Regions from separate parts of the Homo sapiens genome. Here region 2 is linked to region 1. Evidence: chromatin contacts called from ENCODE Hi-C or POLR2A ChIA-PET data. All regions are on one chromosome and are shown on one strand. Each heading gives the region's core, a stretch centred on a gene start or an enhancer-like site at or near the end of the contact. The rest is flanking DNA. Distances are from core to core; before and after follow the strand shown.

Region 1 (6,942 bases), core at 2,550-5,049:
AGGTATAAGCCACCGCGCCCAGCTGCATCCTTTCTTTATCATCACTCTGAGAAGTGATAGGCTGTGAGTACAGATGATGAAAGCCACAGGGCCTTTGCACCTGCTCTCCACAGGCTGGCATGTGGTAACTATGCTTCCTTCAGATTTTTGTGCCTTCACTTACATGGTATTGTTGGTGATGCTACAGCAACCAGCTCTGCAGGTGCCAAGCAATGTCCAGCAATGGAGCCCTTTATTGCCTTGAGAAGGGTGGGCCATCCAACTGCAGAATTCCACCCTGCGGTCTGTTTTCTAAGGAGACCAGCTGTCCCGTTTGTGTCCTTGCAAACCTGGATGGTCAGTCACCAGTTGCTTTCCAGGACCACTGCTGGCACCAATTGCCTTAGCCTGGGCCCCCTAGAAACAGGTCACTGTGGCCACTGCTTGGCAGCAAGTGTGATTGACTCCTTAGTCTCATGGGATGTCTTCAGAGACACTGTGTGAACTGCCGTGTCTGGGGACAGTCCTCCTAGAGGAGGCAGGGATAGAAATATCTGTGCCAGCTCCCGCTGGCTCTGTCTCCCAGTGGTCAGTCTTCCCAGAGGGTGTGATTTCTGGGGTGGCACCGTCAGCCTCTCCAGTAACCATGGAGCCCCTGAGCCTGTGCACAGATGTCACATCTCCATAGCATGTCCCTGCGGTGGTGGCAGCATTGGTGATGTGGCTCCAAGACCACAGGCACCGTACTGGCCATGGCTGGGTGGCTGCAGTCTGGCACATTGTGTAAACTAAGTTTGGATGGGACCTTTTTCCAGCAAACGCCAGCAAGGCAGCGTCCATCCAGCCCCCAGCCCCTGCCGGTCCTCTCTGCCCCTTGTATGTCCTCGACTGAGGGCTTCACCCTTTTATTCGATTGGGCAGGAGGCTGGGGTCACATGGGACTGCCCCCCAATTCTGGTCTGGGTAGGGGAGAGAAGCTGAGAATAAAGGAGCTCCGCAGGGTGCCACGGTAGGTTGACTGTGGAGTGCTCAGCAGTGTTGGTGAGAGGAGACCGTCTCCATACCAGGGCACACCAGAACAATACTCCTCGAACCAGTCTGAGAATTGGCGATGAGGGAAAGACCCTGCGAGAGGCACTGGGAGAGGCCTGCTTCTAAGCAGCTGTGGGCCGGGTCAGCCCTGCGACCTCTCCTCCCCACCTCTGCTAGGGCACCACAATCTCTGGGAGGTCTTCACTGACGTCCAGATGGTCGCTTGTGTTAACATGGTAGTTCTTCACCTTTTGGGTCACATATACCTTAGATAATTTAGAGGAAGCTGTAAATCTCTCCAGAACAACTCATATGCATGTACACAAATGATTCTATGTACAAATTTAGGGACCCACGGACACCCCCCAGCCTCCAAAGTCCATTGGTAAATGCCCAGATGGTGTATGGGCCCAGGCTTGTAATAACCCTGCCCAGTAAGACATCATGGACGAGTGGCCCCTTCGCCTGCTGCCTCTAGTGTGTGACATTTCTGTGCGTCAGAGACCTGCCTGGCCCCTGGCCCCCTCTTTTCCACTCCCTTAACCGCCCAGCTTCTGAACAGGCGTCACCTTAGAAATATGGCCCACCTGATTTCCTAAATAGTCTATTGGAAACAGCCATGCCATTAATTTATGTTTGGTCTGTAACTGCTTTAGTACTATAATAGCAGAGTTGAATTGTGTAGTTGTCACGGAGACCGCGCGGCTGCAAAGCCTAAAATATTTACCATCTGGCCCTATACAGAGAAAGTTTGCCAACTCCTGCCTGAGAATAATGGCAACCAGTAGCAATTAAAGATTGCTTTGTGCCAGGCACCATACCAGGTGATTAAAGCTAAGTAGCTTAATCTTTATAAAAAAGTCTATGATCAGCTTCGTCGACCCCACTTTGTAGGTAAGAAAGCAGAGGCACAGAGAGGGTGAGTAACTCATCTAAGATCACACAGCTGGTAGGCAACAGATGCAGGCTTTGAAACAAGGTTCAAAACCTTTCCCTGACTCTGCGCCCTATTCCTGAGCAGTCCAGGAGGTCTCCACAGCAGCGGGGTTTGCCCCGGCACCAGCACTATTCTGGGACTACTGAGACAGCCGTTGTCAAGCTGAGTCCTGGTTTGGGGACCTGGCCAGGCCCTGTGGAGTATGGACAGCTGAGTTGCAGCAACCCTTGGCTCTAGCCCCCAAGATCAACTGGCAGGACTTGCTCTCCAGCAGGACTGGGGGAGTTGGGGTGGGGTGGGGATATGGTTTGGCTCTGTGTCCCCCCACTCAAATCTCATCTTGAATTGTAATCACCACATGTCGAGGGAGGGACCTGGTGGGAGGTGATTGGATCATAGAGGTGGTTTCCCCCCTGCTGTTCTCATGATATAAGTGAGTTCCCACAAGATCTGATGTTTTAAAAGTGTTTGGCATTTCCCCGCCTCGCTCACTCTCTCCTGCCACCACGTAAGACGTGCCTTGCTTCCTCTTTGCCTTCTGCCATGATTGTAAGTTTCCTGAGACTTCCCCAACCATGCAGAACTGTGAGTCAATGAAACCTTTTTTTTCTTCATAAATTACCCAGTCTTAGGTAGTTCTTTATAGCAGTGTGAAAATGGACTAATGCAGGTGGGGACCCTGGGTCTCTCTAAGGAGGCACTGTTTTTGTTCTGGGCTCTCTGAAACCCTTCAGGGGAGCACAACCTAGGCACCCCCCACACCCCAGTCCTCTCTCCTCACAGCAGACTGACTGTGCAGAACCAAGTTTACTCTTTAGCTCACAGGCTGGCTCCCATGCCCTCCCACAGAAACACGGAATATTATCCTAGTTCCCACAAACACCTCGAAACAGTGGACAAGTCATTTTTCTTGCTGTTTTACTGCAACAGCTGTGGCCCGCTCCTGGCATTTCAAGTGCCATGCATGGGCCTGAGATGACAAATTCAACAAGCAAGTGAGAAAGGGAATGGCAAACCAGGAGTGAGAAGATGGATTTCATGCTTTAGCAAGACATGAGGGCTTGCAGGGTTTTTTTTAAACAAGAAAATAACGAGTTGATGTAATAATGACAACAATAATACAAGAGAGGGTCAAAGTGCCATCAGACACCTGTCTCAGTCTGTTTGGACTGCCATAAAAACACAGCACACACTGCATGGCTTAACTGAAATGTATTTTCTCACAGGTCTGGAGGGTGGAAAGTCCAAGATCAAGGCCAGGCTAGTTCAGTTTCTAAGGAGGGCTCTCTTCCTGGCTTGCAGACAGCCACCTTCTCACTACGTCCTCACACTGCAGAGAGCACACTCCTCTGCTTATAAGGCAACTAGCCCTATTGGGTTAGGGCCTCACCTTTATGACCCATTCAACCCTTACCATCTCCTCACACGCCCTATCTCCAAATACACATGAAGGGTTAGGGCTTCAACATTTGAATTTGGGGTCGATAACGGTGCATCTGTTGCTAACTAACATCCTGGACGGTTTCTAACTTCCAACCTGTACCTTTTCAAACTTGTGAATGAGTAAAGCAGTTTTGGGGGGAAAAAGTGCAATGCTAATTTCTGTGGCTTTCAATGTGGCAACATGTGTTTGGGTTATTTTAAAAATAGCTTCTGCAAATTATGGACAAACAGTATCTTACAGAGCCAGTTTGCTGTCGACAGCAGCCCTGTTTTTATTTCAATGGAAAAAAAAATGCCCAATTTTAGTCATGCTTTCTGAGAACACGTGCTGGAGTGAGATCAAGAGGGCCGCCTACAGAGGCGTCTGAAATAGCCTGGCGCCGCCTGCAGAGGCTGCCCCCTTCTGGACGGTCGGGTGCATTACAAGGTGCCCGAAGAAAAGGAAGACGGGTCAGGAGCTCAGCGACGTCCAATCCTGTACCCCCAGGAATGCCCTGGAGAAGAGAAAGCTCCCTTTCTTTCATGGCTTCTCCCAGCCTGGCTACATCTTTGCCCTGGCAGAAAGGCAGTGACCATGGCAATGATGAAGGAATCGCCAAAACCAAAGGTTAGGGAGGGCTTCCTGTGTGCTGGGCAGGGTGGTGCACACTGTACACCGGTTACTTTATTTCATCTGTACACTACTAGCACCCCCAGTTGAGGGGGGTGCTATTAGTGTTATCATAAATACATGTATAAATTAGGAAACATGCTCAGAGAGATTGAATAATTTGACCAAGTTTGCACAGCTAGTGAATGCCAGAGCCAGGATTAGAACCCAGATATAGGGCATGGCGTGGCAGTGGTCGGGTTCGCAGGCACATGGCATGCAGTGTGAAGAGGGCCGTGGTGGGGCAAACATGGGGCTCCACGGAGTACAGAGGAGGCCTGACCCAGGAGAGGGACAAGAAGGTCACTGAAGGGAGGCTTTGCAGAGGACGTGGCACCAGGAGATTGGAGGATGGAGCAGAACATGAAGGTCACAGAGGCACCTCCAGAGCATGCTTCATCTGGAGTCACTCCAGGCAGTGGGAGCAGAGGACCCTTGTGGAGCTGGTGAAGGGGTCAGGGCTGGATCACGACCTGGGGAGCCAGGGTGAGGCGCATGGACTTTCCTGCAGTGACAAGCAGGTGTCCTTGGAGGCTGTCAAGGTGGGGCATGATGAGATCACATTTGCATGTGATGGGGTCACTCTGGCTGCCTGTGGCTTAAAGAAGGGAAGACAATGCGAGGAGATTCATTAGGAGGAGGTCAGGTGAAGCAGAGGAGAGATGATGGGGTCCTGAAGTGAGGTCAAGGCCATGAGCAGGAGAGATGACGATGAGGTTGCATGGATGCCCTTCCACTGTGGCTGTAACATCGTGGGCCTGGGTGTCCCGAGAATGACTGGCTGGTAGGCCAGAAGCATGGGGATGGCCCACCCTGAGCTGGGAGCATGGGAGGACAGGCAGGACTGGAGGGCAGGGGAGCAGGGAATGAGTTTAGTTGAGACACATCTAGTTACAGGTGGCTGTGGGACATCCACATCTGAGGCCAACTGGACACGTGGGCCTGGAGTTCAGGAACCAGACCTGGGCAGGAGTCATGGGGATAGCATCAGAGGATTGCTGGGGCGCAGCAGGCAGGCAGACACACACTGCCGCACTCAGTGAGAAATGCAGAATTGAGAAGTGGATGTGCCAGTGAGTCCTGAAGTTTCAGAATTAAAAGAAAAACATCAGATTATTAACAGAGATTGGTTTGAGTGATGGGATAATGAGTGGTTTCTCTTTTTTTTTTTTTTTTTTTGAGAGTTTTGTTCTTATTGCCCAGGCTGGAGAACAGTGGCGCGATTTTGGCTAACTGCAACCTCCGCCTCCCAGGTCCAAGCGATTCTCCTGCCTCAGCCTCCCAAGTAGCTAGGATTATAGGCATCCACCACCACACCTGGCTAATTTTTTGTATTTTTATTAGAGATGGGGTTTCATCATGTTAGTCAGGCTGGTCTTGAACTCCTGACCTCCTGTGATCCACCCGCCTTGGCCTCCCAAAGGTTTTTCTTTTCTACCTTACAGTTTTTTGCTTACTTAAAAATTTCCCAACAAGCATAATTGGCTTTCATAATCAGAAGTATGTACATGCGTAAGGATTTTGTTCTAGTCACTGTTTTGTGACTAAATCATCCGGAATCCTCCTGACAGAGATGGGCTCCCCTTCCGTGTCCCCGAGCCCTTCTTTTTTGGCACTTATTCCACACTGTGAATTGTCATCATCCTGGCATCCCCAGCTGCAGCCCGGGGCCTGGTACATAGTGGCAACTTGGAACCTGTTAGTTGAAGGAATGGAAAAATAGAACTTAGAGGGCCTACCACAGCCCATGCACCCCAGTGAGCAGGTGAGACCTTGGGACCACCCCCATCCCCCACCACCCAGGATCCATGACAGTGCCCTTGTCAGGATTAGAACAGCACCTGGGCTTGGGCAGGGGCAGTAACTTGCTGTTTATGGAGCTCACAAATTCTTAGTAGAATCTGTTTATAAAAAAACAAATCTAACTATTTGTAAATGCTAAAACTCATGAAATAAGGAGCAATAACAAATAATATATCAACACATACATCAATGAGCTTGTTAAAAAAGCTATGCTACTTTTGTAAGGGACAATTTGGCAATAAGTATTCCATTTTTTTTTTTTTTTTTTTTTTGAGACAGAGTTTCGCTCATGTCGCCCAGGCTGGAGTGCAGTGGTGCGATCTCAGCTCACTGCAACCTCTGCCTCCTGGGTTCAAGCGATTCTCCTTCCTCAGCCTCCTGAGTAGCTGGGACTACAGGCGCCTGCCACCATGCCTGGCTAATTTTTTTGTGTTTTTAGTACAGACGTGTTTCACCATGTTGGCCAGGCTAGTCTTAAACTCCTGACCTCAGGTGATCTGCCCACCTTGGCCTCCCAAAGTGCTGGGATTACAGGTGTGAGCCACCGCGCCCGGCCAGCATTCCAGATTTTTTTAAGCACATACTCAAGGGCCCAGCAAAACTTTCCAGGTTTTTATTTACAGATACCATGGCCCACACGTCAAATGACATTGGTACAAGAATGTTCCTTTCTGGGACAGTAAAAGATTGAAGATGACCTCTGTGTCATTGTGGGGGCTGGTTAAATACATACCTACACCTTGTGCAGCTCTTACATGAATGAAGCAGCTATCAGCACTGAGAAGGAGCACTCCCCAGGTTGTACTGTTAACTGGAAAAAAGCTAGGTTGGTAACAGTTTGTGATGGCAAGGAATTCTCTAGTAAGGACCCTTGTATCTGGAAAGGAGACCCATCGGTAGATTGGGGAGGAAGGAGGTGGAGTTCCTCCCACAAAACTGGGTCCTTCTGTTACTTTTAGTTTTGTACCAAAACTCTAGGTACTGCCTTTATGAAAAAATTAATAGAGTAAGATAAATAGTAGTGAGACACAATTTATCACAGGCTATAGCCAAAGATGCATAGTAAACCACTGTATATCAATGGTATGTTTTCCTCTTT
Region 2 (6,942 bases), core at 4,369-6,868, 1.1 Mb before region 1:
CTAACGGGCAACCCAACTTCACAGGCCCTCCCCTATCACCCGCTGGGCATCTGTCCCTGACCCTAACAGGCACCCCAATTTCACAGCCCCTCCTGTCACCCGCTGGGCATCTGCCCCCACCCCTAACGGGCACCCCAACTTCACAGCCCCTCCTTCAGCTTTCAGCTCCTCCCCTATCACCTGCTGGGCACCTCCTCCCACCCCTAATGGGCACCCCAGTGTAGCAGCACCAGAGTCAGTTCCTCTCTCAGTAAAGTCACCACGGGCCCAGGACTTCTGACTCCTCTCTTCCTCCCCCTCAAGAAACATGCCATGAGCATGTCCTGGCAGCTGTGTCCCCACCCTCCACCCCAAGACCACATCACTGACCTGGCACAGGCATTGTCTGGGCCAACCAGCACAAGCAACACACTTGGGGGAAGGTGTTGTAGTCACAGGGACTCACTCATCACACACTGCAATCTGTACAATGGGTCTCTCTCAGTCTTTCCATTATATGTGTGCCCCCTGAATGAGACTCAATCTCCAGGAAACAATCTACTTTTAGTTACTTTCCACAGTTCCACCATCCAAGGCAGTCCTCCCTCCCTCCACACCTGGACAACATCTCAGGCAACCTCCTGACCTCATCCTGTCCCCATCACCCATTCCCCCTCCAGCAGTCAATGAGATAGTCATTGAACAGAATTAGAATATGTCACTTCTCTGCCCAAAGCCTTTCCCTGTGTACTTGGAATGAGATCCAAGTTCCTTACCGCAGCCTCATGGACTCTGCAGGACCTGCGGCCTCCCTGCCCTGGCCTTCCCCTGCCCTCTGCTCCCAGCAGCCTTTCCACACCAGGGAGTCTCATTGGTGGCTCCACTCCGCAGGTCTCTGTTCGGAGGGCTTCCTCGCCTTCCTAAGGCACTGTCACCAACCATGGCCCAAGCAAAACTCCAGAGAGTTGGTGCTTTCATGACTGTCGCACTACAGAAGGCACTATCATGGGAGGGCCGCAAGGCCCGCTACACACCATGGGCACCCAATGAATTTGTGCTGAGTTGACCACAACCACACCACATGGAAACAGAGCTGTGCCTATGCCCTCCTGTACCACATAGTTCTGCAATCAGTCCAGGTCCTGGAGCCCTCACGGTGTCCCTGCCTGTTGCAATCTGCAACCTCCTTCCTCCAGTGCAGGTGTGGGCCTGGGGACCCGCGCTGACCCTGAGAACACACAGCTGAATCCTCGAGGGAGGTCATGGCCAGGGGCCCAAGGGTGTCTGCAGCCAACCCACACAAGTGACGCTCTTGGGGAGGAAGTCTGCAGCACAGGGATGGCTCAGCACGCAGGGCGATCTGTACAATGGGTCTCTTTCAGCATTTCCATCACTCAAGGGTCCCCTGAGTGAGGCTCAGTACCCAGTAAACAACTTATTTTTAGTTAATTTCCGCAGTCACAGAACAAACATCTTGCACACCTTCCACTACCTCGCAACCAAGAAGCTAAGTGAGAACAGTGGTGGCTGTGTGTGCCCACAGGGGCGGTAGGGTGCGGCCAATCTTTCCAGGCTCCCCTCCCCTGCTCCTCAGACCCTCTTTCCACTCCCTCAGAGGTTCCCAACTCTAGCCACAAAGTGCAGACACCCTCACTGGGGCTGTTTGCATGCAACACAGTGACAGAGGAGCACATATTCGGCACAAAGCGTACTGCATTTTCTCCAAAGTGCTGACTTAAAACCCGTCCTGGCCAGGCACAGTGGCTCATACCTGTAATCTCAGCACTCTGGGAGGCTGAGGTGGAGGATCACTTCAGCCCAGAAGGCAGAGGTTGCAGTGAGCCAAGATAGCGCTATTGCATTCCAGCCTGAGTGACAGAGGAAGACCCCGTTTTAAAACAAAAACAAAAAACCATCCTAATGGAGTATTGTGTGGGGCCCAAGAATGTGGATTTCTTGCCATTCCCAAGCGATGCCAGGGCTGATCTAGCGGGCTCTGGGTGACACAAGCCTATGTTCCAGTCCCATGAGAGCTGATAACACTCCAGGCCTCCTGCGTATACAGTGGTGACACTGACCCGAGGGGGCACCCTGCGGACCAGCGAACTAAACCACAGAGTTCCATCTCAAGAACGAGAGCTCCATCTCCCACCAAGTCCTAGGGGCTCAGTGATCTCAGGGAGCTGTGGACCTGCTAGCCCAAATGCTCCTTTCTTAGGAAACAGGCTCAACCACGGAGCTGCAGGAACTCCTTCCAGGCAATGCCCACCTGAATTTCAGTTTCCCCATGAGGCAAACTCGGAACCATATTCCAAGATCTTGAGACAATTATAAACACTCTGCTCCCCACATCTTCCCCATTGGCCTCCCATGATCTGCATGCACCACAACCAAAATCAAATGACTACTAGCAATTAAGGAACAATATGTGGCAAGATCAATTAAGGTCAATTAATTGTCAATATTGAGGTCAATATGTGGCAAGATGTTACAGCATATTGTTAAATAAAAAACAAAAGACTAAAAGCAGCAAAAGTTTATATATGTATATTATACACGATGGAGAAAGAGACTGTGTATGTGTGAGTGTGTGTGCATACATGTGCGTGAACGTATAGGCAAGGACTGGGGGGAGAGAAGAGTGGAGAGAGAGAATGAATGAATGAATGAATGTATGTGTGAAGGAATGTAGAAAAGCCGGCTCTACACCAGGAATAAAAAACGGTCATCTCGGCTGGGTGTGCGGTGGCTCACGCCTGTAATCCCAGCACTTTGGGAGGCCGAGTCGGGCAGATCACAAGGTCAGGAGTTCGAGACCAGCCTGACCAACATGGTGAAACCCCGTCTCTACTAAAAATACAAAAATTAGCTGGGCGTGGTGGTGCGCGCCTGTAATCTTCGCTACTCAGGAGGCTGAGGCAGGAGAATCACTTGAACCTGGGAGGCGGAGGTTGCAGTGAGCCAAGATCATGCCATTGCACTCCAGCCTGGGTGACAGAATAAGACGCGGTCTCAAAACAGCAAAAACAACAAAACAAAAAACAAAAAACAAAAAAACCAAAAAAAACCAAAGCAAAAAAACCCCAGTCATCTCTGGACGGAACTGGAGGTGATTCTTTCTCTGCAACTGTAACTTCTCCAGACATTCTGATTCTCTAGTGTAAAAAAAACCCCAATAAACAATTGCATACCGTGATCACACAAGCCACAATAGGGCTGACTAGGAAGGGACCATAGCACGCACTGAATCACACAATCCCCAAAACAACTCTCCGCCTCCTGTCCCTGCCCTCATATCCCACCTTTACCTGGACTCAGACTCCCAAAACTCACTTTCCTCCTAGTCCTCCCTCCAACTCCTCAGACCTTGGTCCTCCCTCTTCTGCTCCTCCCTGTTCTCCTGGGTAAACCTCACACCCCTTGGAAAGAGTCTTCCAGCAAGGCTCAGAGCCCCAGCACTCCTAGAACCTCCCATATCCCCACTTATAAGAGTAAATAAAACAACATTTCCATTGCTTCATAAAGGGAAGGCAGGTGCCCCTCTCCCGCTTAGGATGCCTCTGTTTGGTCTGGAATGAGATAGCCCAGTGTCCAGATTTTACAAGACACAGTCATGGTCTGATGGCCCCTAGAATGTCATCAGACCTCCAAACCTAACTCAAAGGCCTCGCACTGTGTGCAAACCAGCACAAGCTGCCTCTCATTTCTCTGGGAGAGATGAGCGGTTCTAACTGTTCCTCCTTCCACCTCCCTGTCAAGACGCCTGGGAAATGCTGCCCAGACTCTGCACTCTCTCGCAGAGCACCTATGTGCACACAGCCTGCCAGGCTTCGGGGGCAATAAATCTGCTATCTTTCCTTCTGCATCCATGTGGGTAGCTTTGAGCTGATTTCTCCAGCACACCAAGACATACATCACATAGGGTCCCCCATGGCCCCACTTTCGTGTCCTGGCCGAAAATCACAGAGTACCCTGATCCCTCTGTGCCCCAACCACAGGTTTTCCCCACCAGGCTTCAACCCAATCCAGGGCCTTTAACATTTCCAGGCATGGAAGAAAGTATCTAGGTTTACTACAAAGAAAACGGCCTTGGCCCTGAGCCAAATTCCTGAAACCTTCCTATAAACTCCATAACCCACACCCCTTCCAAGAGACATACCTAGGGAGGACATCCCTTTTCCCTTACTGCCCGTCTCGAGGACTACCGCAGCCCACTCTATATGAAAGTTCCCCTAACAAAACCTCTAGGCAGGGCCTGGCGCAGTGGCTCACACCTGTAATCCCAGCACTTAGGGAGGCCAAGGCAGAAGGATTGCTTGAGCCCAAACGTTCAACACCGGCTTGGGCAACACAGAGACCCTGTCTCTACAAAAAAAAAAAAAAAAAACAAAAACAAAAAAACAAAACTAAGCTGGGCATAGTGGCTCATGCCTGTAGTCCCAGCTACTTGGGAGGCTGAAGCAGAATTAAAGAATTCATCAAGCCCAGGAGGTGGAAGCTGCAGTAAGCTGTGATGGTGCCACTGCATACTGTCTCAAAAAAAAAAAAAAAAAAAAAAAAAAAAAAAAAAACTGCTCTGGGCTTACCATGCATTTAGCACTTCTTTCTTTGGTATCCCAACTGGTCCCACCTGAGGATAGTGTGGGGAACTCCCTTGCCGCCACTTTTGGGGTAACTCCAGTTGCAAGTTTGGCAAAACACTCCTCATGTCACTACTCCGATGTCCTCCCACTTCAGCCCTGCTCATGTGTACACAGCCCCAAATCCCTACCCACACTCCCACCACACCTTCATTTCACACCCTCCCTCATTCCCCACCATCTTCTCCAGACACCCGTCATCCCCTGGGGCCCCTTGCCATGCCCTCCAGGTCCCCTGTGGGCCCCATTCGCCCATCTAGGTTACCCTGCCCCCTCCAGCCCTCCCACCATTTTCCTCCAGGTCCCCACCATCCTCTCTAGATCCCATGTCCCCTCCAGGTGCCACTGATCCCTCCAGGAACCCACTGTCCCCATCCCTTCCAAGTGCTACCGTCCCCTCCAAATCCCCACTGTCCCCTCCAGGTCCTCAATGTCCCCATCTCCTCCAAGTGCCACCGTCCTCTCCAGGTCCCCACCGTCCTCTCCAGGTCCCCACTGTACCCATCCCCTCCAGATCCCACCGTCCTCTCCAGGTCCCCACTGTCCCCATCCCCTCCAGGTCCCACCGTCCCCTCCAGATCCCGTCTCCATCCCCTCCAAGTGCCACCGTCCTCTCCAGGTCCCCACCATCTCCTCCAGGACCCTACCATCTCCGCTAGATCCCACCATCCCAGGGCCCCCCAGCTCTCCCTCTGGGTCCCACCGTTCTCTCCGGGTCCCATCATCCCTGGGCGCCCCCGCACCGCCGCACTCCCGCCCCCAGAACCGCCTCTGTCCCCGCCCCTCTCCCAGCGCAGCCCGCATACCCCCCACCCCCCGGGGATGCGGGAAGGAGGGCTCGGGCTGTGTCAGCCACAGCGCGCGGACTGAGCCGAGGGCGGACGCTACGGCTTGGCTTGGGCCGGGCGCCCAACAGACCAACACCGTCGCTCACCTGAGGGACGCCAGACGAGTCCCAGAGCCGACCGCGGCGCCTCGGCCGCTCGGCGCCTGCGCAGTGAAGACCGCGGCGAGCCGCGCGCATGCGTGCAGGCCCGGAGCCCCAGGCGCTGGCGGGGCAGAAACGCGGCGCCCTGCGTCTTCTGGTTCCGAGGCTGGTCCTCACCGTTTCCGCTCCGGCGGAAGTGAGGAGGAGGGTCCTTCGACCCGTGCTGAGCTGGATGGACCGCGAGACGCGCGCCCTCGCCGACAGCCACTTCCGAGGCCTGGGGGTCGATGTCCCCGGCGTCGGCCAGGCTCCGGGCCGGGTAGCCTTCGTCTCGGAGCCGGGCGCCTTCTCCTACGCCGACTTTGTGCGGGGCTTCTTGCTGCCCAACCTGCCCTGCGTGTTTTCCAGCGCCTTCACGCAGGGCTGGGGCAGCCGGCGGCGCTGGGTGACGCCCGCGGGGAGGCCCGACTTCGACCACCTGCTACGGACCTACGGTGGGGCGGCGGCCGCAGACCCCGGGCGGGGAGGAAAGGCCGGCGGGACCCAGGCCCGGGAGGCCCCCGCCTAGAGAGGGGCACCAGGGAGGGTGAGGGAGGCCAGGCGCGTGGCCCCTGGAGAGTTCCTCTGCAGACGGTTTGGAGTGAGGACGGGGCCCAGGGAGATGGCATGGACCGTGCCTTTCATTTCAGGAGACGTGGTTGTACCAGTTGCAAACTGTGGGGTCCAGGAATACAACTCGAACCCCAAAGAGCACATGACTCTCAGAGACTACATCACCTACTGGAAAGAGTACATACAGGCGGGCTACTCCTCTCCCAGGGGCTGTCTCTACCTCAAAGACTGGCACTTGTGCAGGTAATGGGGCTTGGGACGCACCGAGGCGCTGCCTTCCCTAGCGCTGCGTGAACCCAGAGGCCTTTCTGATGAAGGTGGCCCCTGGGTGCACAACGGAGCTATTTTTCCCCGTGAGGCACTTTAATCAGTTTAAAAGAAACTGGATTGTCTTCCGCATGGCTGCAAGTGTTGTTCTTTGGGAGGTCAATATGGTTTTTTTTCCTTTTTTTTTGAGAGAGATCTCCTCAGCCTCCCTAGTACCTGGGATTACAGGAAGGCGTCTCCACTCCCGGCTTTTTTTTTTTTTTTTTTTTTTTTTAAAGAGACTAGGTTTCACCATGTTGCCCAGGCTGGTCTTGAACTCCTGAGCTCAGGTGATGCATCCACCTCAGCATCTCAAAGCACTGGGATTATAGGCATGATCAGTACTTTCTAATAAGCAGAACCATTGTAGTCAGACTGCCCCGCCCCCTCCCCCGCCAGCAGCGTCTGGCTCAGAGGAGGGTCTGGGGCTCTTTGGGGGCTGCAGCCATCTGGAAGCTCCACTGGAGCCGATTGGTC

What was found. A loop is a pair of places that touch in the nucleus more often than their neighbours do. ChIA-PET counts read pairs that join two places held with the same protein, here RNA polymerase II (POLR2A). Pooled maps may share reads with other maps.
Region 2: a pooled map shows a loop between it and region 1 (6-fold over the local background). The contact joins the promoter of SNAP47 here to the enhancer-like site in region 1. A Hi-C loop is called at or near these places in 1 of 168 maps with a recorded cell type or tissue (B cell) and 5 of 50 pooled maps. POLR2A ChIA-PET finds 5 or more read pairs at or near these places in 1 of 52 experiments (WTC11).

Annotation. Positions count from the first base shown.
Region 1 is chr1:226,623,493-226,630,434 of GRCh38, reverse strand. No RefSeq gene overlaps it. Among named protein-coding and RNA genes, the nearest start is that of ITPKB-IT1, 48 kb to the left of the region's middle. RefSeq lists an enhancer at 2,396-2,495. Within about 2 kb of position 3,799, at least 2 of the 41 ENCODE cell types and tissues checked have a DNase peak (open chromatin) inside an H3K27ac peak, as active enhancers do.
Region 2 is chr1:227,734,111-227,741,052 of GRCh38, reverse strand. SNAP47 (synaptosome associated protein 47) reads right to left here and starts at 5,618. Exons shown (of 5, transcript NM_053052.4): 1 at 5,554-5,618. It overlaps JMJD4 (jumonji domain containing 4), which reads left to right and starts at 5,751. Exons shown (of 6, transcript NM_023007.3): 1 at 5,751-6,041; 2 at 6,237-6,402. The coding sequence starts at 5,780. RefSeq lists an enhancer at 1-359 and silencers at 5,280-5,569, 6,030-6,229.